3 separate regions of the Homo sapiens genome follow, and regions 2 and 3 are each linked to region 1. A link is a loop called in an ENCODE intact Hi-C map of the cell type or tissue named here. Cell type or tissue: Caco-2. All regions are shown on one strand. Links, peaks and the distances in the headings refer to the core of each region. The heading gives the core; the rest is flanking DNA. Region 1 overlaps LINC02625 (long intergenic non-protein coding RNA 2625). Region 2 overlaps ARID5B (AT-rich interaction domain 5B). Region 3 overlaps ARID5B (AT-rich interaction domain 5B).

Region 1 (11,536 bases), core at 3,479-11,478:
CTGTGGTGCAAGGTCTCCTCATCTCTAAAATGGACACAAAATTGCCTGTTACTCCTTCCCCTGAGAATGAAGTCCTAAACAGATATCATGAGAGGGTAAGTCACACTTATGGAGCACTTTACAGTTTACACAGTCCTTTTATATATGTCATCTCATTTCTGAGCAAGATAGGGTTGTGAACTTGCAAATCATTCTGTCAATGTAGGGAAGCATTTCTCCAGTTCTCCAAGTACCCCCGAGTCTGATTTGTGTTTGGATTAGGTTATAGACTGTGAGATGACCTATAAGGGCTGCACATAGGTGCCCAAAGAGAATGGGGTTCGAATCACTGATAGTTGGTTAGGAAATGAGGGTGGGTGTGAGAGTCAGGGTCTGGCAGAGACCTGCCCAAGTGGGCACTGCAGGCTCATGCTCAGAACACAGTGTTTATAGATTCAAAATGAACCAAGAGTATAACTTATAGCAGGAGCCCTTGAACCAATGAAGTCATCCGAGTGGGGCTGACTGGAGTGGCCGGCAAGCAGCGCCTCTTATACATCAACCCGGGAGATAGAAGCCTAAAACTTAGCCAGAAGGTGATCCCACCAGAATGTCTGAGCACTAATTACATGCCAGGAAGAGTGGAGGATACAAAGTGAATGCCCTTTTATTATCTCTATTCCACTGCTGATAAAGCTGAGGCTTAGAAAAGATGTGTCATTTGCCCAGACTTCACAAAACCAAAGCCCAGGCCTGCTTGTTGCCAAAGAGAGGCTTTTAAACCACAGTGTAATACTGACTTTCTACAATATCATAACATTTGATGCCACTCAAAATATAACTACAATAGATAAAATAAGTATTTTTGATAATTTTTTAACTTTAAGCATTGCAAGGGAAAAATATTTTATAACAAAGCATTGATAGTCACTAGACTAACCATGTGAGTCATGAATTACACTTTACAAGACAATGCAAAGTTGTGGTCACTGCTTTCCAAATGCTCTCATCCTAAGGTATTCCTAAGCCTTCCATAAGAATTCAGCCAAGTCAACAAGAATAAATGTAAGTAATTAGTCTAATTTGTGATGGCTTCCCTTCATTGCATCTCAATGAACTCACTTTAATTTAGGGGACTCTAGGAACCAAAAAATAATTGCTAACTTACTATTCACTTACTGTGCACTTACTCTGTGTTGGGCACTGGGCTAAATGCCTTACCTGAGTTACTGCATTTATTCCTCACAACAGCCTTCCAGGTTAGGTGCTATTAGCTTCCTCTTTTATAGATATGAAACTGAGGTTCAGAGAGGTTGAAGAACTTTTCCAAGGTCAAGTTAAAGCTAATAAGTGGGAGAACTGAAATTCAAATCTCGACTGCCTAATTCCGGGAACAATGCATTCATCCTCGGCTCTACACTGCCCAAGTCTTGAATCCTAGTGTTGGAGAAGTCTTTATTTTCATTTAGACATTCCCTATTAAATGAGACAAATATGGGCTCTTAAATACTATAAACAACTTTTTTTTTAAATGTACTTGAGAAAGCTTAGTTCCTAGGAATTCTTCAGAACAGAGTTGAAGTTCCAAAACAAATCTCCCCAGAACAAGCCTGTTTAATATAAAGAATTAAAAAGGAGGGCATGTAATTGCCTACAGTATTTGATTCGAATTTTGTAAATACCTTTTAAACTTTTAGTAAGCCTATGCTTGTAAAAATACATTTTCAAAAAACATATTATATATGCAAGTTTACAACCCTGACGCTTTTTAAAAACTTACCATTACTTTACAAATATACAATCTCTATAATATTCAGCATGAAGAAAATTCCAGAAAGGAATGCATTAAAAGTCAAAATGTGATTGCTACCTTTTCTTATCTAAAAAGTGCAAGTGTTACATGGTTATCAGGAAAAAAAATGAACATTAATATTTGTCCATTCATCATGAGTCAGGCTGGCTTTTTACATCTATTTTCCCAACTAACGCCCACAACAAGCTTTAGATGTAGCTATTATCTTGTCCTATTTATAAATAAGGAAGCAAGTTTTAGAGAAATTAAGGGACTGTCCCAGGGTCATACAACTAAACAGCAGCAAAAGTAGGATTTCAGTTCTGTTTTACTCTCAGCTGAGAGGTCTTTGCACTACAACACAACCTGTCATACAAATTATTTATGTTGGCATCCATATATGCCTCTGTGACAAGATTATTTACTGAGATATTGATTTATAATTGTTTCCTGATTCCAAATGAGACTAGAAGAAAGGTATTTTCCCCTCCCTAAATCAAAACTGTGGAGGGGTACATGCCTGAGACAGGAGAGATTCGTAGGGTGGAGGTGATCCTTTACAAGTGGGGAAGACCTGAGTTTGCAGGAAGTGGGTGTGGATACTGGGCTCCCAGGGAAGCCGCCACCCCAGGCATCTAGCCCAAAGATCCTGCTGCCTCAGCTTAGCACATGGTGAGTGAGGCGGCCCACCTCTGAAATAAGGTACCCTAAGATTATTCAGAGCATAACTTGAAAAATCTCTAATCGAAAGAATTAAAATAATGACCTTTTATCAGGTCAGGACTCAGACTTGGCAATACGGAGTTTGCTCAGACACAGGTACAACTTCTGCCTTGAGGCATTGAAATCTTTGGTCCCATGCTAGAGAATTGATCCCCATTGGCAGGGACAGAATGGGATGCAAAATGTAGCAAGTACTCCAACAGTGACCTGGTGGGGTTTCTTTCAGAAGCTTTTCCTGGCGCAGTACAGCTGCCCTTTAGAATGGCAAGAGTTGACCACCAACCAGAAAGAAGCCCTGATTCCACCAAGCCTGCGGGCCACATCTGTTGCAACAGGAGCCACTTTTCAGTCCCATCAGCTCCTTCTCTTCTAGCTATGACTTTTATCATGGGCTCCACTTCAATCATTAGCAATAAATAGAAAATACCCAAAAGCCCCAAAATAAAGGTCCCCTTTTCATTTAAAACATTCAGATTTCATTGCTTGTGCTGTGGCTAACATCAAGTCACAAAGTGGCAGGGCAGTTCCCCAAGCCCGTTCTGCTTCCAAGCTTGTTAAACTTTGGAATGGGTTTTGTCCTTTGGGTGTGCATGTGTTTTAAAGCTGTTTTATGACACATTGTCGGGAACTCAGGTACTGGACCTCTTTAACTCCAGCTTTCAGCAGCTGCCTTTGCACTTCCCTTTCACATAATTAAACACCCTATGGTACTTAACAGAGTAATAAGTAGCACATCAATAAAGCAATAAATAATTGTATTCAGGCAAACTCCAGAGCCATCATCCATTAACCAGAGCTGTGAGCAATACTTTTGATTAATCAGTAAGGTTATATAATAGCAAAGCAAAAGTCAGTCAAGGCTTGGGCAAGAATCAACCAGACTTCCAAGCCATGAAGAAGTCTTATCTCTGAGGTAACCTGCAGGGAGGCTATCAATTGGAAGCATTAACCCAGAGAGTAACTGAAGCAGCAGGAAGTCCCACCTCCAGAAACTAGTTAAAAACAAAGAAACAGGATGATCTGGCTGAGGCAGGAGGGCTGCCTACTGAGAATATGGAGTAAAGGGCCTATAAAAGCAAAATGTTCTGACTTCAGAGAACAAATACTTGCAGCTGAGCTGAAGAGCAAAGGAGAATCAGGATGGACCTGGAACTCCATCCATGAGTCTGAGGGAAACTTCTGCAGATACGATGCTGTCTGGGAGGAGTGCTTATTCAGCCTCCCACCGAGAAGTATAGGAATGTTGTTATTAGACCACGGCTCTGTAGGCCAACACCAGCACAGGGCTGGGTGACTATGCTTAGAGCCCTCAGAATCACCTGTGGAGCTTTTTATTCTTAACAATAGCTTGCCTGGATCTCACAAACCCAAATCTCTGGAGGCAGGGCCCAGGAACCTGTATTTCTAACGAGCTCCCCAGGTGGTTCCACTGCACAGCCAATGTGGAGAACCTCTGGTTTGGTGACAATAATGGAGGACCCCTATAGACCTAGCCAGCTGGGCCAGCCTTGCCATGTGTGGCCACGAGGCTGCTGTCAAGATCCTCAGCTTGACACTTGAAACAGATCTTAGGCAGTCCAGATTTGTAAATGCACCATGAGTTTGTTTATACCAGTAGTCACTAGACTCAGAAGAGGCGCCCATGGTGCACCTGATCAAGGCTTGTGCCCAGGTTTCAGTGCGCTAACATGTTCCCCAAGGGAGTCAGAGAAAACTAGCCCAATACCAGTCATGTTGAGAAGCATTCATTCCATCCTCAAAATACTGAGGGCCTACTATGTGCAGGCACTCTTTTAAACACAGGGGATTCATCAAGAATGAAAACAAAACTCTCTCCTCAGAAGGAGCTTCATTCCAATGGGACCCCAGAGTTTTCTGGGTGTCTCAGGGCACAAGAGGATTGGGACTGAGCCAGTAGAGGTTTGCACACTCGAACTGCACTGCAACAAGACAGCATGTTTTTGTTATAGAAATTTTAAGCACATGTGAAAGTAGAGAGTGGTATAATGAATCCCCACCACGTACCTCTCACCTAGTGCCCACAGTTACCAATTCATGGCCAATCTCCTTTCATACCCACCTTCACCCTCATTACCCAGATTATTTTGAAGAAAAACCCAGACATCATATTGTTTTATCTGCGAATACTGTCAGTATGTATCTCTAAGACATGGATAATCTTTAAAAAAAAATAATCACCACATACCCTTATCCCACTTAAAATGTTAACACTAATTTCATAATCTTCAATTTAGTCAGTGTTAACATTTTCCCAACTGTCTCACAGTTTAAAGTATGTATTTTCAAATGAAGATCAAATAAGGTCCATACGTTGAAATTAGTTGATACATCTCTTAAGTCTCTCTTAATCTAAAGCTGCCCCCACCCCTGCTTCAATCATGTCCTTTGTTCTGTAGAGTCTGGATTTTGCTGACTGCATCCCCGTGGTATCACTTAACATATTTCACTTTTGTTCAGTGTATTTCCTGTCATATGGTAGTTATAGCCAGAGGTTTGCTCAGAGTTGGTTTTGATTTTTTTGGCAAAAGTATTTCAAAGGTCTATCAGGCTTTTCATGTCTACTGGATGTTGATCTCTTTGTGATGTTGGCAGCCATGTATGATCATTTTCTAGATCCTTTACTTCATTAGGAGCTCATGAAACAATTGTAAACCACTAGGAAGATTCATTAGGATCATTAGGTGAGATCCCTATTTCAATTGGTGATATTCTAATTTTAATAGCTTTATCAGCTAAAATACTGCTATGATGAAAACTTCTCATCAGCTCTCTGGTTACCCTGAGGTATAGGAAAAGCAAAATAAATGATTTATTTCTTTATTTGTCAGTTTTCAAAATAAGTTGGTTCCTTAGCATCATCCAAAGATTTTTGTTAAGTGTCATTATGAACCCATGAACTTAAGCAGCTCGCAACTTTTTAAGCAGCTCACAACTGACATCCTTCTTTGAGTCTCTTACATATATAGCCTGTCTTTGTCCAGTGGGAACTGACTCAGACTGGCTCCTGGATCCTTGAAATATGACCCTTCTAGTCTTTGATATCTTTCTTGCTAGTATGTCAAGATGTTCTCGGTGCTTCTTGTACCTTTCCTGCCCCAGATCTGGAATTAGCCATTTTTCCAAAGGGCCCTGGCTTATTTTTAGTCAGCAATGGTATTTAAAGACCACATTCTGCAGTCCCACTTTTATCTATTGTAGTTATTGAGGTTTGACATGAGAGTCCCATTGAATAAAAGGTTTTGCTACTTAAACATTTCTTTGAAAGTCATTTGTCTTTGGAAGAAAAAATTAATAAAGGGTTAATTTGAATATATTAGGAGTTCCTACAAATTAATTAAAAAACACAAATAATGATAAAAAATAGGCAAGATATTTGAATAGGCAATTGAGAGAAAAGTAAATACAAGTGTACAATAAACATAGAAAAATGTTCAACCTTCTAGCTGTCATGTAATTACAAATTAAATCACTAATGAGATACGAATTTTCAGCCTTCGGTCTGGCAAAAATATTTAAATTTGAGAGTTACATTTTAAGAGGTACCAGAGCTAACAAAAATGGGGATCAAACACTGATATTGAGAATGTTAATTAACCCATCTTTTTGGAAAATAAAATTTTTAATATATACCCTTTGACCTTGTAATCCCAATTCTAGGAATCCAGCTTACAGAAATGAAAACAAAAATATTTTACATATATATATATGGATTTTGTTGCAGCATTGTTTACAACAAAATTTTAAAAACCATTATTAAGGCACTGGTTGAATAAATTATAATACACAATACAATTTTTTTTTTTTTTTTTTTTTGCGACAGAGTTTCGCTCTTGTTGCCCAGGCTGGAGTGCAATGGCGCAATCTTGGCTCACCACAACCTCTGCCTCCTGGGTTCAAGCGATTCTCCTGCCTCAGCCTCCCAAGTAGCTGGGATTACAGGCATGGGCCACCACGCCCGGTTAATTTTGTATTTTTAGTATAGACAGGGTTTCTCCATGTTGGTCAGGCTGGTCTTAAACTCCCGATCTCGCGTGATCCGCCCGCCTTGGCCTCACAAAGTGCTGGGATTACAGGCATGAGCCACTGTGCCCAGCCCACATTATAAAATTTTATGCAGCTATTTTTTAAATGTTACAAATTTATATCTATCAGTATGTAAAAATACCCACCATATAGCCATAGCTTCAGAATATTACATATAGAAAGATAACATCTATATGTATATATTCATGTATACACATGATAGGTAGACAGCAAGGCAGACAAACAGGCTTAAAAATAACTCAGAAAAGATGCATGGCAAAATGTTCAAAGTGGGTAGCTTTGGTAGCTGAGATGGGAACATCATTTTTAAATTTAATGTTTAATTCCATATAATTAATAAAAAGTGATGGCCATATGAGGAGTTTTTTGGTTTTTTGTTTGTTTGTTTGTTTGTTTGTTTGTTTGTTTTTTAAGACGGAGTCTCACTCTGTCCCCCAGGCTGGAGTGCAGTGGCGTGATCTCAGCTCACTGCAAGTTCCGCCTCCCAGGTTCACGCCACTCTCCTGCCTCAGCCTCCTGAGTAGCTGGGACTACAGGCGCCCGCCACCACGCCCGGCTAATTTTTTGTATTTTTAGTAGAGACGGGGTTTCACCGTGTTAGCCAGGATGGTCTCGATCTCCTGACCTCATGATCCACCCGTCTCAGCCTCCCAAAGTGCTGGGATTACAGGCATGAGCCACCGCGCTCAGCCCAATATGAGAAGTTTTAACTCTTTTTCTGTTTTCAATATAATATCCACCCCTAAAAACAGAAGAAAAAGAAAGCCCACAATATCAGCACTGGTTGAGACATTTATCAAAGAGCTTGATATGGATCAATCAAATCCCTTCTTCCTAAACCCATCACAGGTACATATGGGAGAGCATTTGTGCTCAAGAGTAATTGCTACTCACTTCCACCTTGGTATTTGCTCCATTATTTCTTAGCTTCTTGGCCCTCAAAGCCTCTATGATCACAGTAAGATTTTCCACAAGCCCCTTTTTCGCTTGGGCTGAGGTGCCTTTCTGTTTAGGTCTCTGGGAAACTGTTCCCCCAAAAAATGTTGTCTTTGACAACTAAGGAAGTTTCAGAGGATTGGATGCTGAGTGCTGCTGCTAACCTGTAAATCTGTACCCCATTCCTGGCTTCCTGGGCTTCTCCCCAAGGCACACAGTCACTGATCTCCACGGGCAAATCAAATGAAATCTTTACCAAGGCTTTGAGAAAATTGTTAAAAAGAATATAAAATGTAATCAGAAGCACGAGAAAAGCTAGTGACTGGCATTAAGTGCTCTCCATTAGGTACGTAATGGCCTGTCCTGGCTTCCCCTCCAAGTCCCATACATTTATTGCTGGACAATGTGCATGTGTGGCCTATCATTCTCCTTGAGCATTTACAGAGCCTTGATCATCACACATGAGCTTAGCCTGGTCCCACACACCAGGGATCAGGGTCTTACCCCCAGGATAGGGACCTAAATGCTATATTGCAGGGTGAGCCAGAGCAGCATTCCTGAATGTTGACACTCCTAACAATATTTGATCTCTTCCTTCTTGCCATTCCAAGGGCAATAACTTCTCAGATATTTCCCCTTTGACTTAGGATCAGTAGCATTATCTCCTTGCTGTGCACTTCTCTTTGAGTCCCAATCCCCCATCTATTTACAAAAGACCAGATAAGATCAGCAACTTGCCCAATGCTGTTCCAATTCCTTTCACAAGACCCCAGCCCTTTTCATCACCTTTTTCTCAACTTGCCTCCAGCCCTTGTGGAAGAGGTGATGAAGCCATTCCCTTGAATGGTTGGAGCACCTGCTATAGACAGTTCCAGGTGCTGTCTCTGTCCAAGCTCCTAACTTTTCATCTCATAGAACATTGGGGCATTTTGGATCTAGAAGGAAACTGTAGATTACAAGCTGGTTCAGCCTCTTATTAAACACCTGAAGAAGTAATTAGGTGTCCATGACTTGCAAAATATCATACTGTAGCGAGGGTTATTAACCCACTAAAATGTGGTTTTCTAGATGTGGTCTAAGCACGTATTTCACTCCACCATGTAAATTCAACTCCATCTCTAGTCTTTCCTTTTGTTTAAACGTTTTTATATTTCTTTCACCCATTTGGTTCATTTTCAGTTCTTTTGACCCTCAGTACACCTCCACATTGTCTCTTACAACTAAAGCAAATTTCCAGACCCACTTTTTTTTTTTTTTTTTTTTAAGACAGAGTATCACTCTGTTGCCCAGGCTGGAGTGGACTGGTGTGATCTCGGCTCACTGCAACCTCCGCCCCCTGGGTTCAAGCAATGTTTATCCCCAGCCTCCCAAGTAGCTGGGATTACAGGCATGCACCACCATACCCAGCTAAAGTTTGTATGTTTAGTAGAGACAGGATTTCACCATGTTGGCCAGGCTGGCCTTCTGGGATTACAGGCATGAGCCACAGCACCTGGCCTGGCTCACTTTCAATATGTCCTTTCTACCAATAAGCATTGTCAAAATTCATTCCCCTCCCTACCGGCAAAACCCTTTGTGAGCCTCCCTTTCCTTTTATGATGATATAGCTGAGGGTGATACCTGAGGAACAGAAAAAAGTTATGACTTCTTGGAATGCTTTTCCTTTTGCATATCTGGAAAATAGCAAATTCCTACATATGCTTCAATTCCCTACTCAATTAATCTCCTCTTAGTTTTCCCTGCCATGCCCTTTGCTCTTCAGACCTTTTTCTTTCCTTTGTGCTATATTTTCACCATGTTGGCCTCTTCTGCTAGAGTATGAACTCATCAAGCAAGAGATCTCATCTCACTCTTTTTTAGCACCCCTGTAGCCCAGTATGGTGTCTGGCATAGAATAAATGCTTGATAAATGCTTATAGAAATAAAATAAAATCAATATCAACCATCTCTCCTAAAGAACTCTTTATTTTTCCCTATATTTATTTTCTTCTTTCTTTCTCTTTTTTTTTTTTTTTTTTTTTTTTGACACAGAGTCTCACTCTGTCACTCATGCTGGAGTGCAAGGCATAATCTAGGCTCACTGCAACCTTTGCCTTACCTCAAGTGATTCTCCTGCCTCAACCTCCTGAGTAGCTGGGACTACAGGGGCCCACCACCACACCTGGCTAATTTTTGTATTTTTAGAAGAGACGGGGTCTCACCATGTTGGCCAGGATGGTCTCGAACTCCTGACCTCAAGCCATCCGCCCATTTTGGCCTCCCAAAGTGCTGGGATTACAGGTGTGAGCCGCCATGCCCAGCCTGTATATTTATTTTCTTATCTATTTTATTTATATTTTTCTCTAAGCACTGAATATTTTCTGCCTTAAATTTCACATGCCACCTAAACCTGGTTAAAATTAAAAGCATTTATAATTATGAAATATCATCAAAGAGTGGGCTATTCTCCATAATGAAATTTTCAGTTTTCAGCAATATTTCCTTATTGTAATTAATTGTTGATCATCTTTATAAAGAGCATTACAGACTTTCCTGCTTTCTTTAACAGAGCACAGCATTGTAACATATTGTCTTCCTGATGAGTTAGGCAGTTTTATGCACACCAATTATTGTACTCTGATATCATATAATGAAGCCCATGGGGGCTATTAAGGCAAGTAGAGTTGTTGGCCTCAACACCAAAAGACTCTAAGATTTTTTGTGTGTTTTTAATGCTTGGGTCTTGTTTCGGAGCTTTATGCTTCCTCATTGAAAATTTAATTGTCACTCTGTTAGCGTCATAAAGTGAGCCTTGCCTCTCCTTATTCATATTGTGCTTTCAATAAGTCATTGTTGAATTTGATGAATTGGTTAAAAAGCAGGGGCTTTTTGACAGCTACTCAGAGCCTGTTCCTGCTCTCCAACTAAAAGGGACATTATCGATGTAAGAACAGCCAGTCGGCAAAAACCCGGGGAAATATCATATAAGTATTGGCTGCGGGGCTCATAAGATAAAAACAATTAGGGAGGAGTATAAGAAAACAAGCACATTCTATAGGATTCCAAGGGGAAAAATCAGGCAGAACTAGCAAATGAAATGCACAAATGTTTTCACTTACTACGTTCCTACCTCTTCTTCATTCCCCATTTCTCATACCACGGCACATATCACTAAGTCATCTTATCTTTCTTTCCCAGTTTCCTTACAATCCTGTTGGGTACCAGTCTCCAGAAAGCCACTATCAATCAGCTAACGATGGCATTAAAGAGTCAACTATAGGATCTTCCAGAACAAGGACTACACTTCAGGAAGATGACCTTCAACATAGGAGGGAAAAATGTTTCATAGTCAATCTAGTAAGAAGTTCTGCCTTCAAAGCAAAAGAACTACCATTTATTAGATGTTTGCCATGTGCCAGGCAATGTCACAACCCTTTTATATCTCATTTAAGTTCATAATCATCCTGTGACATAAGCAACACTATGTCCCCCAGTTTACAGATGAAGAAACTAAGGCTCAGAGAAGACATGTGACTTCCAAAGGGCACTGAGCTAGGAAGTGGTGACACTCGGATTCAAACCTTGGATCTGGCCTACTTTAAAGTCCATGGTCTCAAATCTTGTGCTATACCTGTTTTACAGGGAGGTGAGTCTCCAGTCACTGGAGCTCAAACAGACTGAACACCTCTTAGCAGGGATATAGAAGGGATTTAATTATCATATGAAGGTAAACCAAGGACCATTTAAATCTTTGCAATTCTGACAGCCTTATCTTTCCATTCATTCCTTGAAAATAGATTTACTTATATGCAAAGTCTCATGAATCTCAAATGTCAGTCAACCATTTCAGAGGTTTCTGTGTGTTTATGGTTTTAGGAAAGTATGCAGGAAGACATTATTAAAGACATCTCTCTAACAGAAGCCATTATTTACTGAATTCTTTTACCAGAGAAATTTGAGTTAAAAGAGGTAACAAACTGAGAGCAAGATAGTCTCTCAGGGTTGGCAGGGTTGTGGTAGAAATTTACAGGTCGGTTGGGAAGGACCTTCGAGTTATTAAGT
Region 2 (11,536 bases), core at 3,537-11,536, 170 kb after region 1:
GTGAACATGGGAGTGCAGATATCTCTTCGACATATTGATTTCCTTTCTTTTGGCTATATACCCAATAGTGGGATTGCTGGATCATATGGTAATTCTATTTTTAATTTTTTGAGGAACTTCCATACTGTTTCCCATAATGGCTGTACTAATTTACATTTCCTTGTTACCAATATTTTAATCACACTTTATGCACACTTAAGATTGAGACTCAATACTGTAGGAATGCTTAAAGTTGAAGTTGGTTGCAGTGGTAATGGAGAATGGAAGTTGACAAAGTAATTGTTACCACCAGCTCCTCCCATAATTGCTTCTGTTCGGGTGTGATGGAGGAACTGTTGAGCTGGTGCTGACAGGAGGCAGCGTGTGGTAAGAAGTAGCGGCTGAAGGTAGGGGGTATGTTCCTTGGGTAGTTGCAGATGGGTAAAAGGCTTTGCTAGGTAAAAGTGCAAAGCCCTGATTTTGGAGGTATATACTCTGTATGCTATTAACTACCAAGAAATTAAGAAAAAGCACAGTGTACTAGAAAGGGCATTTGGGAGTCAGGAGAACTATGTTCTGAATATGACCCTCATACAAAATAGGGAGCTTCCATGACTCAGTTAACCTCTCTGGGACTCCACGTCTTATATATGAAATGGAATGTCGGACCGGTTTTTGCACTTTTTTGGATCTCAGGTCCCTTTGAGAATCAGATGAAAGCTATGAATCTTCTCATAAAAAGTGCATGCAAACATAATAAAAATAATAATAGCTTTGAACAATGTCATTAGCAAAAATTGACATGTCAGGCAAATACAGAACATTCTGCATCTATTTTCCAGGATTTGTAGGGTATATGAAACCTCAGATTAAGAACTCCTGGACTGGGTGATCTTTAAGAACCTTTTCTGTTCTCACATACTTGCATTCCATCAATGAAACAAAAAAGGTGTTTCCAATGATTCTCTGTAAACGTTACACTTCATTAATTAGAACAACTCATTTCCTTAGAATTTTAATTCATGAAAATATGAAAATAATGACATTAGATCATACCTTTTATTGAGAGCATACCATGTATCAGGCACTGTTATGTGCCTATAATTTGTGTTCCTAAGAGATAACCACTTAATGAAGTGTTAGTAGGATAAATACTTCAGCGAAAGGCTTATTGAAGCCAAATTTTTCTAGGATTTATTGAGCACCTACTATGTTCATTATCTCCTCGATTTTCACAATAATACTTAGGTAGGGATTGTTACCTTCTCTGGTTTTACAGATGAGAAAGCTGAAGTTCAGACCCGTTTAAGGAAGTCCTTCAACACAGCTGCTTTAGTGGAGCTGGGATTCAAACCCTGCTCTTAAGCTGCAAAGCAGTGCTCTTACGGGTTGTGTTGTGCTTCTTTTCAGTAGCCTATCAACTGTTCTAATTCATTTAAATAATGATTATGAGAATCTGACTTGAGCTCAATGGGACTTTTGTCAAATATATACAGCAGTGCTCCTATGGGGGAAACCGAGTACACTCTTCAAATTCACCTGCGTAGTCTTTGCTTTTCCACCTCTGAACGGTGTGAGGTTTTTTGTTGTTGTTGTTTTCTTTTTTGAGACAGAGTCTTGCTCTGTCACCCAGGCTGGAGTGCAGTGGCGCGATCTTGGCTCACTGCAACCTCCGCCTCCCGGGTTCAAGAGATTCTCCCACCTCAGCCTCCTGAGTAGCTGGGACTACAGGTGCCCACCACCATACCCAGCTAATTTTTGTATTTTCAATAGAGATGGGGTTTCGCTACAGTGGCCAGGCTGGTCTTGAACTCCGACCTCAGGTGATCCGCCCACCTTGGCCTCCCAAAGTGCTGGGATTACAGGCATGAGCCACCGTACCTGGCCTAACAGTGTGAATTTAAACACTGTTATTCACTTCAGCCTTATCTGGCATATGTGGAGCACTTGCCGTAGGTGAATTGTTCGACTAAGACTCAGAGGATGGTGGAGTTTGTGCCTTTAGGAGATTCAGCATTGCGGCTAAGGTTCCATCACTGTACGTAGCTGGCTCTATTCTCATAGGTCAGTGTGCTGTTTGCAGCCTACTGTCCATAAGGCAAACTACAACCCACGGGCCATGTGCAGCGCTCAGCCTGTTACAGAGTTTTATTGGCACACTGCCACACTCATACGCTTACATCTTATCTATGGCTGTTTTTGTGCTATGACAGCTGACTTGAGTATGGCTCACAAAGCTGAAAATACCAACACTCTGACCCTGTACAGAAAAATGTATTGACCTCTGATATAGACCAATGAGGTTCATTAAATTTTAAGACATCATTTCTAAGATACACCATTTTTATATGTGCCACATTGCATATACAATAAAAAGCACTGCTGATTAACAACTGTAAAATGCCATCAATTGAGATGCCACCAATTCTGGAGATATTGAAATTTGAACCAAACAGTGTATCTTACAATTGAAATTTAATACTTTTCAAAGTGATGTTTGAGATTGAGAGGCATTAAAATAAAACCCTGTAAATACGGATTGTCTTAAAGACAATTTTACCCTGCCCATAAGTCAACCAGTCTGTTGCTCCCCACGAAACCTATACTAACAGACCATGTGATAGGACCCAGTGAATTAGAAAAGCACTGGCTTCTTGGCATCTGTCTTCCCAAAGACTGTTGCTAATAATGAGTGGAAGAAATATTTTGGCATTGTCCTCTGATACTATTTTCAACTCCTGTTAGTATAAATATTTGGGGTGTTTCAGTACAGTGGGTTGTGTGGCAGTAAAATTGTTAGTTCTTTTATCTTAGGGCTGGCATATTTGAACAGTATGCCTGTTCTTAAAATGTGTTATGAGGCTATGTACAAAAGGCTTTGTAGTAGTTTGGAATGGGAGGCTTCTCAGATGTTGCTTATGGTTAGATTCTTACTAGTCTGAAAAATATGCTAATTATATACTAGCCTCTGAGCAGAGAGAGTGAACTCAATATTACAATTTTAAACTTCCTCAAAACAAAAACAGGACACCACGTAAGGGGAAGTAGTGATTAATGCATAAACAGTATGTGCCTCGTATGTGTACACAAATTGTCCCTTATGTCTACATACGTTTGTATATTCATATAAACTGCCCAGACAGCAAACATATTTGAAAAAATAAGCCATGACTTTGGGAGGCCAAGGTGGGTGGATCACCTGAGGTCAGGAGTTGAAGACCAGCCTGGCCAACATGGTGAAACCCTGTCTCTACTAAAAATGCAAAAATTAGCCAGGTGTGGTGACATGCCCCGTAATCCTAGCTACTGAGGAGGCTGAGGTGGGAGAATTGCTTGAATCTGGGCATCGGAGACTGCAGTGAGCCAAGATCACGTCATTGCACTCCAGCCTGGGCAACAGAGCGAGACCCCGTCTCGAAAAAAAAAATAAGTCATGGTATTTTGTTTTGTTCTGCTTTTTTTTTTTTCTTCAAAAATAGAAATTTAGGAATTCTGAGTCAGGCCACATATTATTTGGCTAATTCAGCTGCAGAGTAAGTTATTAATGACCCCCAGATGTTGTTTATAGTGATTGGAAATGTTTGGTTGTGAAATAATATTTTCTTTTTTGTGTGTGCAAGTGATATTTCTTAATATGCTCTACAGCATCTGAATAAAAGTTTGATGGCAGAACAGTTTGCATGTCCAATGTAATTGCTTCTAAGTGAGCTCTTCATTCTTCACATTTTTAGCTCTAATTGCTTTTTTTCCCATATGTCTAAAAATAAATATTTGCAAGTTTTGTGTTCTGCTACTCATTGTAATACATAAAATATTTGTACACTGAGCAAAATTCACTGATAATGTTCACAGTGGGCTATTTAGAGAAAGTAAGGTTTGTGTGTAGAGGAGATAAAATACATTTTTATTATTCAATAGTATAAATGCCAGAGAAAGCCATTTATCTTACTTTGAAAGAATATTTTTAAAGAAGTGGCCAGATATTTGACCTCTGAGATGATTTAAATAGATTCAGTTGGAAGAAAAGATCCAGTGTCAAAAATAATCGGGTTTTCTATATAATAGATATTTTAAATGATCTCTGCAAGGTGGCAATTAATTTTTTATTATCAGGGACAGAGGCCCCACTATGTAGATTATCTAAGTCCCTGACTTCCTGGGCAGACCTCCTCTCCCTTCGTTTGAGTTTATTCCAGCTCATTAGCACCTCCATCCGAAGGTTGGCAGAGAAAAGGAGAGGAAGAAAAAATGAAATCACTTCTGCTGCTCTTAATGGCCCTTGGAAAGAATGGATCATGAATGAAACAGAAACCAGTGGGAAAGATAAGCCATTGGATTTTCTGTGTTTTCTTTTATCCTTGCCTTCCTTCGTCACCACAGATAATCAATAGTTGGCTTAAAGACTTTTAAATGAACTGCACATTGGAAGGCTTTGTAGTTGTAATACCAATATCATTATTATCTTTACGTTTCCAAAGACTGGGTGGGTGCCAGAGAGGTAAATATTGCCCGGTCTCCATGTTGGCATGAGACGCGTTCCTGACCTTTTTTTTTTTTTTTCAAACCTGCCCCTCCCCCGCCCCCACCACTGTCGTCTTTTATGCACAGAAGGTAATTTTTTGTGGGTGTTCAGATACAAACATCTGCTTGACCACCCTGTCTTGTGATTATGTCTTATGATCCTGACCTGGTGATATTTTGCATTAATGAAAGTTGGCTGGTTTGGTCTTCCCCATCATATTTACTTCTTAATGTGTTGCTATATTTACAGTTCACCAAGAACAATCTGTGACAAAGATCTGCTTTTATCAGGACAGCTGCCAGATTCATACCACATCTCCAGGTTCTGTTAGACATCACAGTAAAGTAATTCTTTACTGCTTGCTTTACTTGAGCCATCTTTCTAATGTGTATTCTTGAAAGTATCCTGGCTGTATGAATCTCAAATTTCAGTCCCTTTTTTAGACCACCATGCAGCCCAGAGGTTTGGAGCTTTGTCTTGGAAGCTCCTTCCATCAATCAGAATACCAAATTTACATTGTTAGGTTCCCTGGAGGTGTTGGAGCTCTGGATTCAGCAATTATTGTGAATAAGAACCTTGCAGCTAGGGTGAGTGCCAACATTCCAAGTGCTAGCACAATGGAAAAGAGAAGTGGTTTATGTTAGAATATGGTCACATTCTTCTGATTAAACCCACTCAAAAAAGACAACATTGTAATATTTTCCAATGACTGTTTATCATGAATTACGTCAGCCTTCGTTTAAATTGCTATTATTTCTCCTTAATGCTTCTTGGTGCCTGCATAATTTACGGCACTGGCAGCCTCGGGACTATGAAATAACCTTTCACAACCACCGTACAATAGTGAAGAACATGGCGTTTTTGTTGTTAATTATTATAGGACTCCTTTAACTTTTACAAAGTGACATAAAATATTGTTGAGGCATTTATGATTCAAGCTACTTTTACATGGATCTATTTTGCTTCTGGCTAGTTCTTAACTAAAGCAATCATTTGTGGTTATTAGGCCGCCGGAGATATTATGTCAGAACTGGTTTAAGAGTATTATTATGTATCCCATGTCATACACTACATGTCAGCACTTGAGGCTGTCTTTCAATAAAAACAAATGTAATTTTAGTTTGTGCTCTTTTAGGGATTGGCCATTTATAAGCCAACCTGAGTTCATTCGAAGGTGTCCCAACCATTTAGGAGCTTGTTTCAGCCTTCCATCATACACTTTTAGTCTCTTTCCTGTGGATTTAAGACCTTTCCAAAACAAACTTTGGCAAAGGTTTAATTCAGAGTGAAGATTTGCTCCTAGGGAGCCACAGAATTAGCAAGGACTGGTTAATCGCCCAGGGCTGAGCTCGTTCTGATTCCCACATTTTGTGGGTTTTCTTACAGATTTCCTAGGCAGTGAGTCTTCTAATTGTGACCCTCCTAACTGTGACCCTCTGAAGAGAAGCGAGTCTCAGCCCATAGAAGACCCTGCCTTACATTCAAAGAGGCTACCCTAACTTTCTGGCGAGGAGTCTTGAGTAGAAGGGAGGTGGAAACAAAAAAGGATGGGAACATGTTTGAGTTTCCACAAAGCTACACTTCCAAGCAAACTTTGAATTAATATGTCACTCCCCTGGGTTCCAAATACTATGCATATTTTCCAGTCCTTGCTTATTTAAAGCAAGAAAGGAAGGGCGTGCCAGAAAGTTTTACAAAGAATGAAAACACATTAATGACTCATGTGAACAATTACTGATTTTCTTAACATATAATTTCTTAATTACTGTCAACCAAAATAATTTGCATGATAATATTTTTCCTCCCCTCCCCCATCTGTGTTTAAAAGGCATAAAATAATGATCAAAGAGTCTGTTTGATCAATAGTCGGGAAATTTAACTCCTTAATTCTTAGTGGATTGATGGGACTTTGACATCGGATATTCTTCAGAATAATCACCTCCAACACAATGGGCAAAATGAGCTCTCCAGTAAAACAAACAGCTTTGAAAAGAGCTCAGGGGCATTTTCTTTAGCTTGAATTCAAGGAGGAAATTGTGACTTTTATGAAACTTGCATAAATTTACATGTATCCTGTCAGAGTTTTAAAATTAGACAACATGCCTGAATGCCCTGGAAATGAGTCTGCCATCCAGATTTAGAGTGCTTTTAGCTTTTTTAATTAAAGACATTTCACAAGCCAACGCCAGAGAAGAGAATTAAGCATTACATAAGAACATAGCAAAGTTTGAGATTTAATGGGTGAATATTACGAACTTATAAAGGAGATAAAAAGTGTGAAAGGAGCGGTTATTGGGAGTTTTCTACATTTTGTTAAGTGTAAAAAATGGAAAAAATGAAAAGGCCAAGCTGCCATTTGCTGTAGCCCTCGTTCTGGAACTGGTTCAAAGCTCACAGAACTGACTGTGGGACTGTGATGCTTGTTAATGAGCATTTGTGGCAGTGCACTGGGATCATGGGTTTGTCACATGAATATATATATATATATATATATATATATATATATATATATCTCAGAAGATAGAAGACAAAAGTTGTTGCTGCAGTGTGATTGTGAGAAACACAAAACAATCATCCTGAAGACTGCATTTACATAGAGCTCAGTGCCAAGTCCCACAAATACTCACTCTGGATTCTTTAATAACTGCTGATACATAGTTATCGAAAATTGTTTTTAGCTGCACATGCTATACCATTTAAAAAACTTAGACTAAATACTGTCAGCTCTTGTTTGCTTTCCTAGCATGTTATTCATTTATTGAGAAATTTGGAATGTAAAACATCTGGGAATAACTTGGTGTGTGCAAAGGCATCTTTAAAATGTGTATATTTCAGAACTTCTTTGGAGTATTTATTTAGAAATATGGGAAAATTCTGTAAACATGTTCTGGAATATATGTAGCATTTGAATATGAAAGAGGAAGTTGGCATAATTGAAAACCTAAATTCATCTTCTATAAATATTACTCTGTCAGAGGAATGGGTTTCTGAAATTAGAGAATCCAGATTATGGTCAGCGATATTTACCAAGAAGTATCTCCTTTTGCCCTGGACAGAATGTGTGAACCAGAAACATCCATTCTGGCCCTTTCTGGGGTGTAATGTGGTCGTGTGACAATAACTTGGTTTTTTCTACAACAATGTTTATGTCTAAATAAAGAAGTTAATTTATTTCAGCGTTTCAAGGCATGAGTTGGAGCTGTGCAAACCCAATTGCTTAGAGTACAACCACTGTGGTGTTAATAGCTCCCTGGTTTGGTTCAACAGTTAGTCCATATATTTTATAGCCGGGTCTTTAAGAAACCAGTGCCATCACCACAATCATAGCAACTGGGAGATGACACAACATGGAAAGGAGTCAGAGAGGAGAATTTGTTAATGATTTATCAATTTTCTCCTTTTGGGAAAAGTAAATGTAATACCGAATATCACATAACTGTTTTTACTTCTTCTAAATTTCACATTTTGTAACCATTTTAGTAGCTTTAAGCCCTGGCACTGTCCCCCTGTCCCATGTTCTCTTCTTTACTGAACTACAATTCATATAAGTGGAGCTCATACAATGAAGTTTGCCCATATAGTCCAGTGGGCTGGACTGGATAAACTCTAACGTCCTCCAAACACCACTTTCTGGAGATTGCAAAACCCATGTGAGCAATGAGGTTCTCTAGATGGTGTGCGGATTTCCAGTTAAGGGGCACTCTTACTGTAACCACTGTGGCCATGCCATCCTTTGGAAAACCTTACCCATTTACTTGTGTCTCACAGCTGCCCTCCTTTTTGATCCTGATAGAAGCAGGAGGAAGATAAGGGGGAAGGTCCCTGGAGAATCTCCCACTGACCTGTGCACTGGGAGGATGGGGTGGAGCCTTGGGAATTTCACACCTTTCGCAGGAAAGAGGAGCTGGCCCTCTCCTGTTCCTGGGTGGTAACCTGGGATTCAGTCGGTGAGGTAGAGAGCTTGTTAACAAGACTCCATCTCACTTTGCTGTGTTGCTTTTCCTTTTTCCTTTTTGCACAACAAATTCCACTCACCCTTCTATGTGTCCACAAGCCTAGTCCTTCCTGGTCATGTGACAGGAACCCAGTTTTTTTCTACAACAATCCCTCATTTGTGACACTGGCTGTGGATTTCCTATCATTAGAGGGAGATCATCAAAGGAATATTAAAATTAATGTGCTTTCCTTGAGATATTCCCTGGGTCTTGTCTTGTAAAAAACTGAAATGACAGAAAAGAACTGGAAGCAAAATGTAAATTGAAAACAAACCAAAAAAAATCTCCTCATTGTGAACGATTCACAGAGCTCTCCTTTAACTGGAGTACAAGGTTAAATTTGCTCATTGATCAGGGCAGCAGAACCCGTGGTGCCCGTGTTAACGAACTTCCCATCTGTTTTCTTACGAGTTTTGATAAGGTCTTTAGTCAATGCTGGAAACAAGTCAAAGAAACATATCTCTGTGTTTGTCTCTTTGCCCTGCTTGGACTTTCCACACACTGGAGCAAGTCTCCAGCCCCTTTCCCAATACCTAGTGGATGTGGCAGATGATCAGTCATTCAGAGAAGACTGTTTCACACCCCTTACTATGAACAATTCTTATCTGTTCATTAAAGTAACACTTCTCTGTGGACGTGCTTGGTTAGCAAATAGCTGAATGTCTGAAAGTAACAAAATGCTTACTAGAATATTCATCAACTCAGACTTCTTGTGCATTTGCTCCTTAGATTTAGGGCAAGGCACTCTTCCCCATATTGCCTCCTTTGGCCATCATCATTCATAGTATATTAACTGAGTGGGCCTGAAAGAAGTATTGTTATCTTGAGAGCTCCATGTATTTGCATGTATGACACAGAATCCTTTTGAGTCTTCTCACACCAACTGAACCAAATCCTATATTTATGCACATGTGAGCAGGTCACTGCCACATTTTGAGTCATATTCTTGTACCAGAAGAATAAAGTACTGCAGAGCTGAAGGATTTGGTCAGTGAAAGGTTGATTTGGAAAGTGGAAGAGGATAAGGAATTTAAAGCAGACTGTCAAGTCAGAAACAACAGACTCTTGGTGAGATTAGGAAAGAAAAAAGGAAGTGGGGGAATACATAGCTGCAACCTTGATTTAAAAGACAAGTAGCGATGTGATATTAATCAAGCAAAAGGAAGCCTTACTTATAAAATGAGTAAGAATGGCACTTTTTAAGAGAGCTATTTCTGATCTCCAAATCAAGCCACAAATATTTATTGAATAGTGACTGTTCTGCCCTGAACTGTGCCCTAGGCACATTGAAGGACACAGACTGTTTGGGAGACTAAGTAAAGTAGTCGTTATGATCAGGGTCACATACGTGTAGATAAAGTGGTGTTCCCTTTGAGTCTTGGATACCGATAGGCTTCTGTATCCACACAAAGATATGGAAAACTCTGATTTAAGTGCCTGCCCCCTCTGCAGCTTCACTTTCAAGCCTTGATTTCCCTAGTTTTAAAATGGGGATGATAATCCTCTCAGCACAGAGTGCCTTATTCATCCATCCATCTGTACTTCTTTCTGTCAAGGCCATCGTTCATCAATTCAACAAATATTTAGGGATAACTTATTATGTACCAGATAATCCATGAGGCCCTGATTAAACCTTATGGAATTAAATCGACATGACTCATCTGCCCTAATTCTAGAGCCTGGGAATGTGACTAGTAAGCAAGTAAATAGATACATTTATATTTGTACACATACACACAAAGAGAAATATAGAACTTAAGAGACTCCTAATTTTGACTAATACAACACCTGTTGTCTTTGTAGCAGCCAGTGATTACTGCACATGCTCAATTCTTGAGTTTAATGGTAACACAACCACTCCTTTTTCTTTGAGGCTTATTTCAGAAACCAGAGTGGAAGGGAACCTTTCTGTTGAGTTTATAATAGCAATTACAAGCTGATAAGGGCAAACCATTCATCAAAGGATCATACCTCGGGACTTTATCTCTTTGGGTCAAATGTTTCCTGATTGATATTGACTACCATATCTTAAGCAGCTTTGAACAGATAAGAAGCTAGGAAAGAAATTCCTTTGAAGGAGATTTGACAAAATTATATTTTCTGATTTTTTTTTCTTTCGGGAGGCAGATTAACTTCCCATTGTTCTTACTAAGAAGTACAAAGTTACCAAACCAATGAACTGAAGAAAATCTAGAAAAGTTTTCACGGGTAGATATTGATTGAGTTTCCACTAGAGACGAATGATCATCTGTATTGTTATTCTTTTCGGGTTCTGAAATGGCTTGGAAAGAACTTTTAAAATATCGAGAATGGCTCTGTACCAAAGACACTTAGGAATAGACAAGTATCTAAGAAAAGATAGCTACTTGATTACTACATATAAGTGCCCTACTGGAAGCAGTGCTATAAGTAAAAGTCTTGCAGGTTAAGTATAATTCGTTTTCGTAGAACATTATTTGTAGAAGCAATGTTTTAAAAGGTGGGGAGGGTAGGTTTCTCACCATGGACCTGATAGCCAGCTTTTAATTGGAATGGCCATAAACATTGTAATTAATCAACTATGTACTCAATTATAAAGTATATAATTGCATTCTGAACAGTAAAAAGCTTCCGAAAGTGTATATAAATCAACTAAACTGGGCAATACAGTAACTGATCACATAAAATTATATTTAATGAGATGTGTCATCTATCACAGTGTTTTCCACACAGTTCTTATCTTACATCTTTGTGATTCATTTGTGCTTTATTTTTATTGCAACAAATCTCACAGTAAAGAAACCTCTTTATCTTGGCCATAGAATTCAGTGACATTACTTTGGGCAGATTTATAATGGGTATCTTTAAAGAGAGTTTGGAGACGGGGAGATGTGGGGTCATTTCTAATTGGCTTTCTGGAAAGGTGATCTGGATGTGTCTGTCTGCCTTTACTTATTATAAATTTCCCTATCACAAGCTTGGCTATTTGTACTTAACTTGTGGTCATGCTACTATATCCACAGTTGGCATCTGTTGCCTGGAAATTAGCTAGATGACCTAC
Region 3 (8,000 bases), core at 1-8,000, 100 kb after region 1:
TTCATTTGGAATTACTGTTGACCTGAGGATTTTCTAGTGTTTCCTGCAGCCACGAAAGCTTCTTAGAATTCCAGGTTCATTTCTTCTTCTGATGACGGACTGAAGATGGACCATCAGCTGAAAAGAAGTTTGTAGAATTTTGGAATTTATTCCTACTTTTCCATTTGGAGATGTCAGGGCAGAAGTAGAAAAAAAGTGAAATTGGAACTTTCTGTGCTATTTTTAGTATCCAGGCTACCAGTATTTACCTCTAGGATACAATGTATGCAAAAGGAGTAATGGAGTACAAGAATCTGCATCATGCTTTTCTGAAACTCTTTATAGAATTGTCAGGCTGGAAGGGGCCTTCATGAACATTGTTTTCTCCTCTTTTTCCTTCTAACAGTCGTCAGGCCTCTCTTTTCAGTTCTTCCCTAAGATGTGCTTTCAGAATCCCTCACCATCACGGTTACTTATCTTAGGATACACTTTAGGTAATTTTTTTTTTTTTTTTTTTTGAGATGGAGTTTTGCTCTGTCACCAGGCTGGATTCGGATCCCTGCAACCTCTGCCTCCTGGGTTCAAGCAATTTCCCTGCCTCAGCCTCCCGAGTAGCTGGGACTACAGGTGCGCGCCACCACATCCGGCTAATTTTTTTGTATTTTAGTAGAGACGGGGCTTCATCGTGTTGGCCAGGATGGCCTCGATCTCCTGACCTCGTGATCTGCCCACCTTGGCCTACCAAAGTGCTGGGATTACAGGTGTGAGCCACCATGCCCAGCTGAGGTGATTTTTTTATACCATTTAACTCATTTATATTGCAGGAGCTCATTTTTACTAAGAATCCTAGAGCCAGAATAGGAGTAGATTCTAGAGAAAGGCCCCAGTGATCCATTACGCATGGCCAGAACTCTAAGGAGCTGGCTTGGCATCCTCCAGATACAACATGACATTAGCAAAACTACTGGACTCTTCTCTAGAGCTGTATGGCCTTGGCCTTTTTATAAGTAAGAGCAAAAAGGGGGAAAATATTCTGCCACTACACTCCCTGAAGTTTAGGTACCTATTTTTTTGTTTGTTTTTATACACAGTAATATTAAGTGTAGACTAGTATCTAATGAACATCGTTGTTAATATGGCAGCTACTGTGGCTCAATATCAATGTTGTGCCTTTTGAGCTTCTGTAGTTCCTGTAGTTTTTTACTCTAGCATTTAGGATAGGGCTTGCCCAAACTGATTTTTGCCTCAGTAACGGTCTACAGTTGAAGACCAGCTTGGTGTCTGAGAGTCTGTTTAAGCTATTCCAACCAAATAATATAAAAACTGCAAGTCTTTCCTAAATTTTCATATGTGATAGTTTAATCATGTTGTTCTCTTGGACTTAAGCTGTTCTTGTTTTTGTTTTGTTTTGTCTATTTTTTCTAGCAGTTTGTTTTTTTACAGCCATATCTATGATAAAAGACCATGATGGAGGCTGGGCACGGTGGCTCACGCCTATAATCCCAACACTTTGGGAGGCCAAGGCAGGTGGATCACTTGAGGTCAGGAGTTTGAGACCAGCCTGATCAACATGGTAAAACCCCGTTTCCTACTAAAAATACAAAATTAGACGGGTATGGTAGCACACATCCATAATCCCAGCTACTTGGGAGGCTGAGGCAGGAGAATCACTTGAACCCGGGAGGCGGAGGTTGCAGTGAGTCAAGATTGTACCATTGCACTCCAGCCTTGGCAACAAGAGCGAAACTTTGTCCACACCACCCCCCCACGCCCCCACAAAAAAAGACCGTGATGGATAAGACAGTGAATTCATAATTTTGTTTTAGCTTCATTAATTTGAAATGTTAATTTCCCAAAGAACTGTCTGTAGAGATTGCCATCTGATGAGAAGATAATCAAAAGATGAAAGAATAAATTCATTTATGGTCCTATTCCTTGCTATGCCTTTAGTTTCTTGCTGTGTACCTTGGATTGACTGGAACAAGTCTTATGCGGCCTTGGCTTCATACAAGCTCATAAATTTTCATTATCACTGATAGATTGCCAAACTTAGACCAGTAATTCTGTTTGCATTTGGTGATAAAAGTGGGTCTATTGTGAAGGACAAACCCAACTGATCCACCATGTTTTGTTCTTTTTTTTTGAGATGGAGGTTTGCTCTGTCACCCAGGCAGGAGTGCAGTGGTGCGATCTCTGCAGACTGCAACCTCTGCCTTCCGGGTTCAAGTGATTCTCCTGCCTCAGCCTCCCAAGTAGCTGGGATTACAGACATGTGCCACCACGCCCAGCTAATTTTTGTATTTTTAGTAGAGACGGGGTTTCACCATGTTGGCCAGGGTGATCTTGAACTCCTGACCTCGTGATCTGCCCGCCTCAGCTTCCCAAAGTGCTTGGATTATAGGCGTGAGCCACCATGCCTGGCCCGGACCATCATGGTCTTTTAAATATCTTTTGAGAATGCAACACTGACTCTGTACCTCAGATGTGCTTTTAAAGTGAGGTCTGTCTGGGCACAGTGGCTCACGCCTATAACCCCAACACTCCGGAAGGCCGAGGTGGGAGGATTGCTTGAGGCCAGGAGTTCAAGAGGAACCTGGGCAACATAGTGAGACCTGTCTCTGCAAAAAAATTTTAAAAATTAGCTGAGTTTGGTGACGCCCAACTGTAGCCCCAGCTACTCAGGAGGCTGAGGCAGGACAATCACTTATGCCCAGGAATTCAAGGTTGCAGTGAGCTAAGATGATACCACTACACTCCAGCCTGGGCAACCCACACTGCATTCCAGCCTGGCCAACACAGTGAGACCCTGTCTCCAAAAATAAATAAATAAAATAAAAATGAGGCTTGATTCAGCAGTTCCCCTTTCAGTTGGAGGTGCATGATGCTTTTATTTTGTCATAACTCTAAAATGTTTTTGTTTGCCTTCTACCTCTCACCTCATTAGCCACTGTATGATTACTGACAGTGAGCCATTATTACAGCTGCTATCATGATAGCATCACCTTGGAACACAAAGCAGATATATCCTACATGTGAATTGATGTGGTTTTTCCAGTGGGTTCTGTGAGCAGGTATCTGATTTGTGCATTTACTCTTAATACTCGGTGGTATTGACACTGATTCTTTTGAACAGTTTGTTTAATCTGTTAGAGTACTTTTAAGTCTGAAGTTCTGTTGCAACACATTAACTTTCCTAAATGTCAGATTCACTCCTCTCCTGTAACATTATGTGTTTAAGTCTGTAGTTTATGCAGGTCACTGCAGAGGAAAGCTGAGGTTTGGACTTTTAGCTTATTTTAATAAATGTATTTATTTAGGACAGACTGGAATAATAGTGGGTTTTCAAAGACTTCGTGAAGTGCTTCATGCACAGTAGGGGCTGAGCAAATAGTGCTGATGATTTCAGGCTTTTCCTAGTTGCCTCACTGTGTGTTTTCATTTGGTGTGCTTGGATGAAGTGGTATTGCTTCTTTCTTCCCTAAAACCCCAGAGCCTGTGCCTTGCCTAGAACTCTCTTCCGTTGGGCAGCCCCACTTGCTTTTTGAATTTTTAACTATTTCTATTATCTTTTACTTCTGACCTTAAATATTGGCATTCCGCTTAGGATCCCTGTTTCTTTGCAAACTTCATGCCTACGGGATAAAATACAAATGTTACAGGAGTATCCAGTGAACTTCCAGGCTCCATTTTCTTCTCTTTTTCATTAAGTAACTTTCATTATTGTTATTTTTTGTTACTACCAATGTTATCCATGTTTGTTTTAGAAAATATAGGCACTACTGACAAACAAAAAGCAGAAAAATTAATGTTGCCTATTTTCCTCCCACTCAGAAGTGCTGTTAGTATTTGTATATGTACCAATGCATATGAATGCATGTATCAGTGAGAATTTATATGGATATTATTTTTCCTCATAAAAATAAAATCTACTGTTTGGGAATCTACCTTCCCATACTTAATTTTGTACAGAGGTATTATAAATATGCCCCCATATTGTAAAATATCCTATACTGGGTTTTTTTTTCAGCTGCTGAATATTTCATTACAGAGGTGTTTCATACTTTAATTATCGTTGGGCATTTCAGCTCTTTCTGATTCCCACAAACTTTATAAAACTCTTGTAGTTATGCACATAGCCATGACTATTTCTTTATACATTTGTAGGGGGGGATCGCTGGTTCAAAGTGCACACAGAACGTTAAGACACCTATCCCCTACCTTATCTCCTCTCCTAAACCTTCTTTGCCCTAGCCTAACTAGTCTAACTGCCTGGTTTTCTTTCTCTTTAACCACATGTACTCAGTCCCCTGCCTTCCAAACTCTCCAGTGTGTTTTAAGTGGCTCATGCCTCTCTACTCGTGGAATAGCCTTTCTAGGAGTCCTACCTGTGGGAATTCTGCCTTTCGTTTAAGACTTGTTTAAGCCTCTGAAGCCCTTCTCAGCCTTCCAGCTCAGAGGAATTGCCCTGCTTTATTGAGCTCTTATCTTATCACATTTAGTGTCTCTACCACCTTATTGATCACCTTACTCTATACCTACCAATATAATGCAGTATCTTTTTTCATGTGTTTATCTTATCTTCCCAAAAAGTCTTAACTCTATAGTGTTAGCACTCAGACATCAAAGCTATACCTAGTAGGTTAAGTAAACATGCGGCTTTTATGATCAGACTTTCCTGAAATCTCTGGAGTTCTCTGTTCTTAGTCTACTTGAGACACCTATGTGCATTTGAAGGTTGATTTGAGTTCTTTTAGAGCACTTCCTAAGACACTCTCTAGTGGAGAGGCTGTTTCATTGGTACCCTGTAGAAGCAGCAGCTACTTGGGGTATTAGTTTGCTAACTATTCTTGGTCTAATTAGTAGTCATCTATTCATCACTCATTCTAGAAAACACATTGAGAGATCACGTGAACATGCTTGAAGCTATCCTGCTAGCCTGAGGATTGTAGGTGGTGTTATAGGTGTGTGTGTGTGTGTGTGTGTGTGTGGACATTTTACATCTTAATAGTGGTACATATTAATGCCTTTCTCAAGGGAATCTTCTTCGTGTTTCAGGGTCATAGTAGTGACAAAAATATGCAGGGAATAAATCCAGATTGGACTTGTTCCACCTTACCTTTTTTTTTATTATTATCGGCTTGTTTGTAATCTTTTTTTAAGATGACAGGTTATTAAGAAGATGATTGTAGCACGACATCTAGTGCTGCTTATTCTAGGCAATCACACCGTTTTAATCTTCGCCTCCCTTAAAATGGTTGCTTGCTAATTATGGTGGAAGATATTCTCCATCTTCCAACTACTCATTCTACAACTTTTGTTCACAAAGAAAGTATTCTGTTAGGCCTTACAAAAACAATGCTTCATGCCTGGCCTATTCTCTCAATAGGAAATAAAACATTGTTTTCATAGCAGAGCTGATAATAAGGCAGAGTTCAAAGCATGATGAAACATATACTTTTCTAGCAGAGAAAAACCTATAGTTACCTGGCTAATTAACTATCACGTGATGGCTGTGTGTATAAAGATACAGGCTTTTCACATGTGCGGCCTGTATCTGGGTTTCTTTTCTTTTTTTTTTAATTGAGAATGCTCATTTAGTTCCCATTGATTTGTATTAATGTTTTCCATCAAAGATTTAGAAGAATGAGCAAACACAGAAGCTGCCATTTTAGGGTAGCTTCTTTTTGACCACTGTACTAAACCTCAGTAGTCAGTTATGTTGTAGCGGAAAGAGCATGAACTTTACAAAGTAAGATGGACCTGGATTGAAGTCCTTGCTCCATAAACTGTATGGCCTTAAAAGCTTTCACTCTGCTTTGATTGCTTATCTATAAATCAGCGTTAACAATACCCATCTCACAGTTTTGTCTCCCAGGACTTGGGAAGATTACGTTAGATCATCTATAGGGGTACCCAACACACAGTGGGAGCACTTGGTCAACAATATTAGTTTCCTTTCCCCTTTCCTTTAGAAAGGTAAACCCTTACTCAAGAAAGCAAAGTGAGTAGATGCAACATAAAAAGAATACCAAGACAGAGATTACAGTAGTATGTTATTTCATTTTATTTAATTCACAAACACTTGAGTTATCTATTATAAGACATTGAAATTGATTGAGGGTTAAGTGAGCCATGATCCCAGTTCTGTAGGAATTTTGAAGTTTTTAATGTGATTTTTAAAAAATATAAATTTCAGCCGGGCACGGTGGCTCATGCCTGTAATCCCAGCAATTTGGAAGGCTGAGGTGGTGGATCACCTGAGGTTGGGAGTTCTAGACCAGCCTGACCAACATGGAGAAACCCCGTATCCACTAAAAATACAAAATTAGCCAGGCATGGTGGCGCGTGCCTGTAATCCCAGCTACTCGGGAGGCTGAGGCAGGAGAATCACTTGAACCTGGGGGGTGGGGGTTGCAGTGAGCCAAGATTGCGCCATTGCACTCTAGCCTGGGCAACAAGAGGGAAACTGCATCTCAAAAAATAAATAAATAAATAAATAAAAATAAAATAAAATTATATATATAAATTTCGATGCTAAAATTTACCTGTGTGTATTGTCCTACAGACCTGCTTTTTACTTCCTCTGATCACTCTTAGATCATGATTAACAGCTGATGCTAGTTGGCTAGAAAATTTCGTGCCAGGAATTCAGAATGTACTCTGGATGATCACATGTAAAACATGTGTATTGCTGAGCTCCTCTGATGTTTCTCTGGCTGTGAACTGGTGTTCTTGTGGTTTATTGGATGTGCATGAGTAGGTGTGTGAATACGCTTGTGTGTTTGTGAAATCATCCCAACTGGAAATCTCTTTTGTCCTTGTGGTATCTATTTATTCCATAAGAAAGCAAACTATGGGCCATGAGCAGTGGCCTGTAATCCCAGCACTTCAAGGCAGGTGGATCACCTGAGGTCAGGAGTTGGAGACCAGCCTGACCAACATGGAGAAAACCCATCTCTACTAAATATATAAAATTAGCTTGGCATGGTGGTGCATGCCTGTAATCCCAGCTACTTGGGAGGCTGAGGCAGGAGAATCGCTTGAACCTGGGAGGCGGAGGTCATGGTGAGCCAAGATCGCGCCATTGCACTCCAGCCTGGGCAACAAGAGCGAAACTCCATCTCAAAAAAAAAAAAAGCAATCTATGATGTGCCATGGTTTTGTGTGTGTTATTTTCTCTTGGAGGTTATGAGTAAGAATTTTCAAGTTTAGAATAGCCTAAAGGATGCTGTAGTAGCAACATTTCTAAAACCTCAATAGCTGAACACAACAAAGACTGACTTCTTGTTTATATACTGTTCAGTGTGGGGTACATAGGACTCTAAGAGCAGTTTTCCCCTCTACAGTGGCCCTGCTTTGGACCTCCATACCAACACATGCTTCTATGCTCACGCAGAAAGGGAAAAAACAGGCACAAGTGGAGTACTGGCAATTAAGTGTTTATTAATACATACATTAATAACATGCAGTAACATGCATCACTTCTCACATTTCATTAATCAATGAAGTGATTAATTTCATGACCATGTCTTGACTTAAAGGAGGTGGGGATGGATATATGATCTTATAGCATTCTTAGAAGGAGAGGGGAATTGAATGTGAACATTAGTGATATTTCACACATGCATTTAGGATAATGATGTATATCATAGGATAATAAAATCTCAGGGATGAAAGGAACTACAGATAATCTAGTTACAAGATTTTAGTAATGTCATCTTTACTATACTTACTATCTCTTCAATGCCCTTTGCAGAAATCTTTTTTTGTTTTGTTGTTGTTTTTTGAGACAAGCTGTCACTCTGTCACCCAGGCTGGAGTGCAGTGGCCCAATCTCAGCTCACTGCAACCTCCGGCTCCTGGGTTCAAGTGATTCTCCTGCCTCAGCCTCTTGAGTAGCTGGGATTACAAGCACCTGCCACCACGCCCAGCTAGTTTTTGTATTTTTAGTAGAGACGGGGTTTCGTCATGCTGGCCAGGCTGGTCTCGAACTCCTGAGCTCAAGTGATCCACCCGCCTCA

The links. Peaks named below come from ENCODE experiments on the same cell type or tissue, not always from the same donor. Only the 100,000 strongest peaks of a DNase experiment are listed, where the experiment ranks them.
Region 2: a loop joins it to region 1, with 2.8 times the contacts of the local background. A loop is called at or near these places in 1 of 110 quality-filtered maps.
Region 3: it touches region 1 in a loop (4-fold over the local background); 1 of 110 quality-filtered maps calls a loop at or near these places.

Annotation. Positions count from the first base shown.
Region 1 is chr10:61,842,325-61,853,860 of GRCh38, forward strand. The region is part of intron 2 of LINC02625 (long intergenic non-protein coding RNA 2625); the gene reads right to left. Among named protein-coding and RNA genes, the nearest start is that of LINC02625, 20 kb to the right of the region's middle. In Caco-2, for the core only: no CTCF peak of the experiment used is centred there; DNase peaks (open chromatin) are centred at 8,017 and 8,277.
Region 2 is chr10:62,014,057-62,025,592 of GRCh38, forward strand. All of the region lies in intron 4 of ARID5B (AT-rich interaction domain 5B), which reads left to right. Among named protein-coding and RNA genes, the nearest start is that of ARID5B, 120 kb to the left of the region's middle. In Caco-2, for the core only: no CTCF peak of the experiment used is centred there; a DNase peak (open chromatin) is centred at 8,386.
Region 3 is chr10:61,947,904-61,955,903 of GRCh38, forward strand. The region is part of intron 3 of ARID5B (AT-rich interaction domain 5B); the gene reads left to right. Among named protein-coding and RNA genes, the nearest start is that of ARID5B, 50 kb to the left of the region's middle. In Caco-2, for the core only: no CTCF peak of the experiment used is centred there; a DNase peak (open chromatin) is centred at 4,378.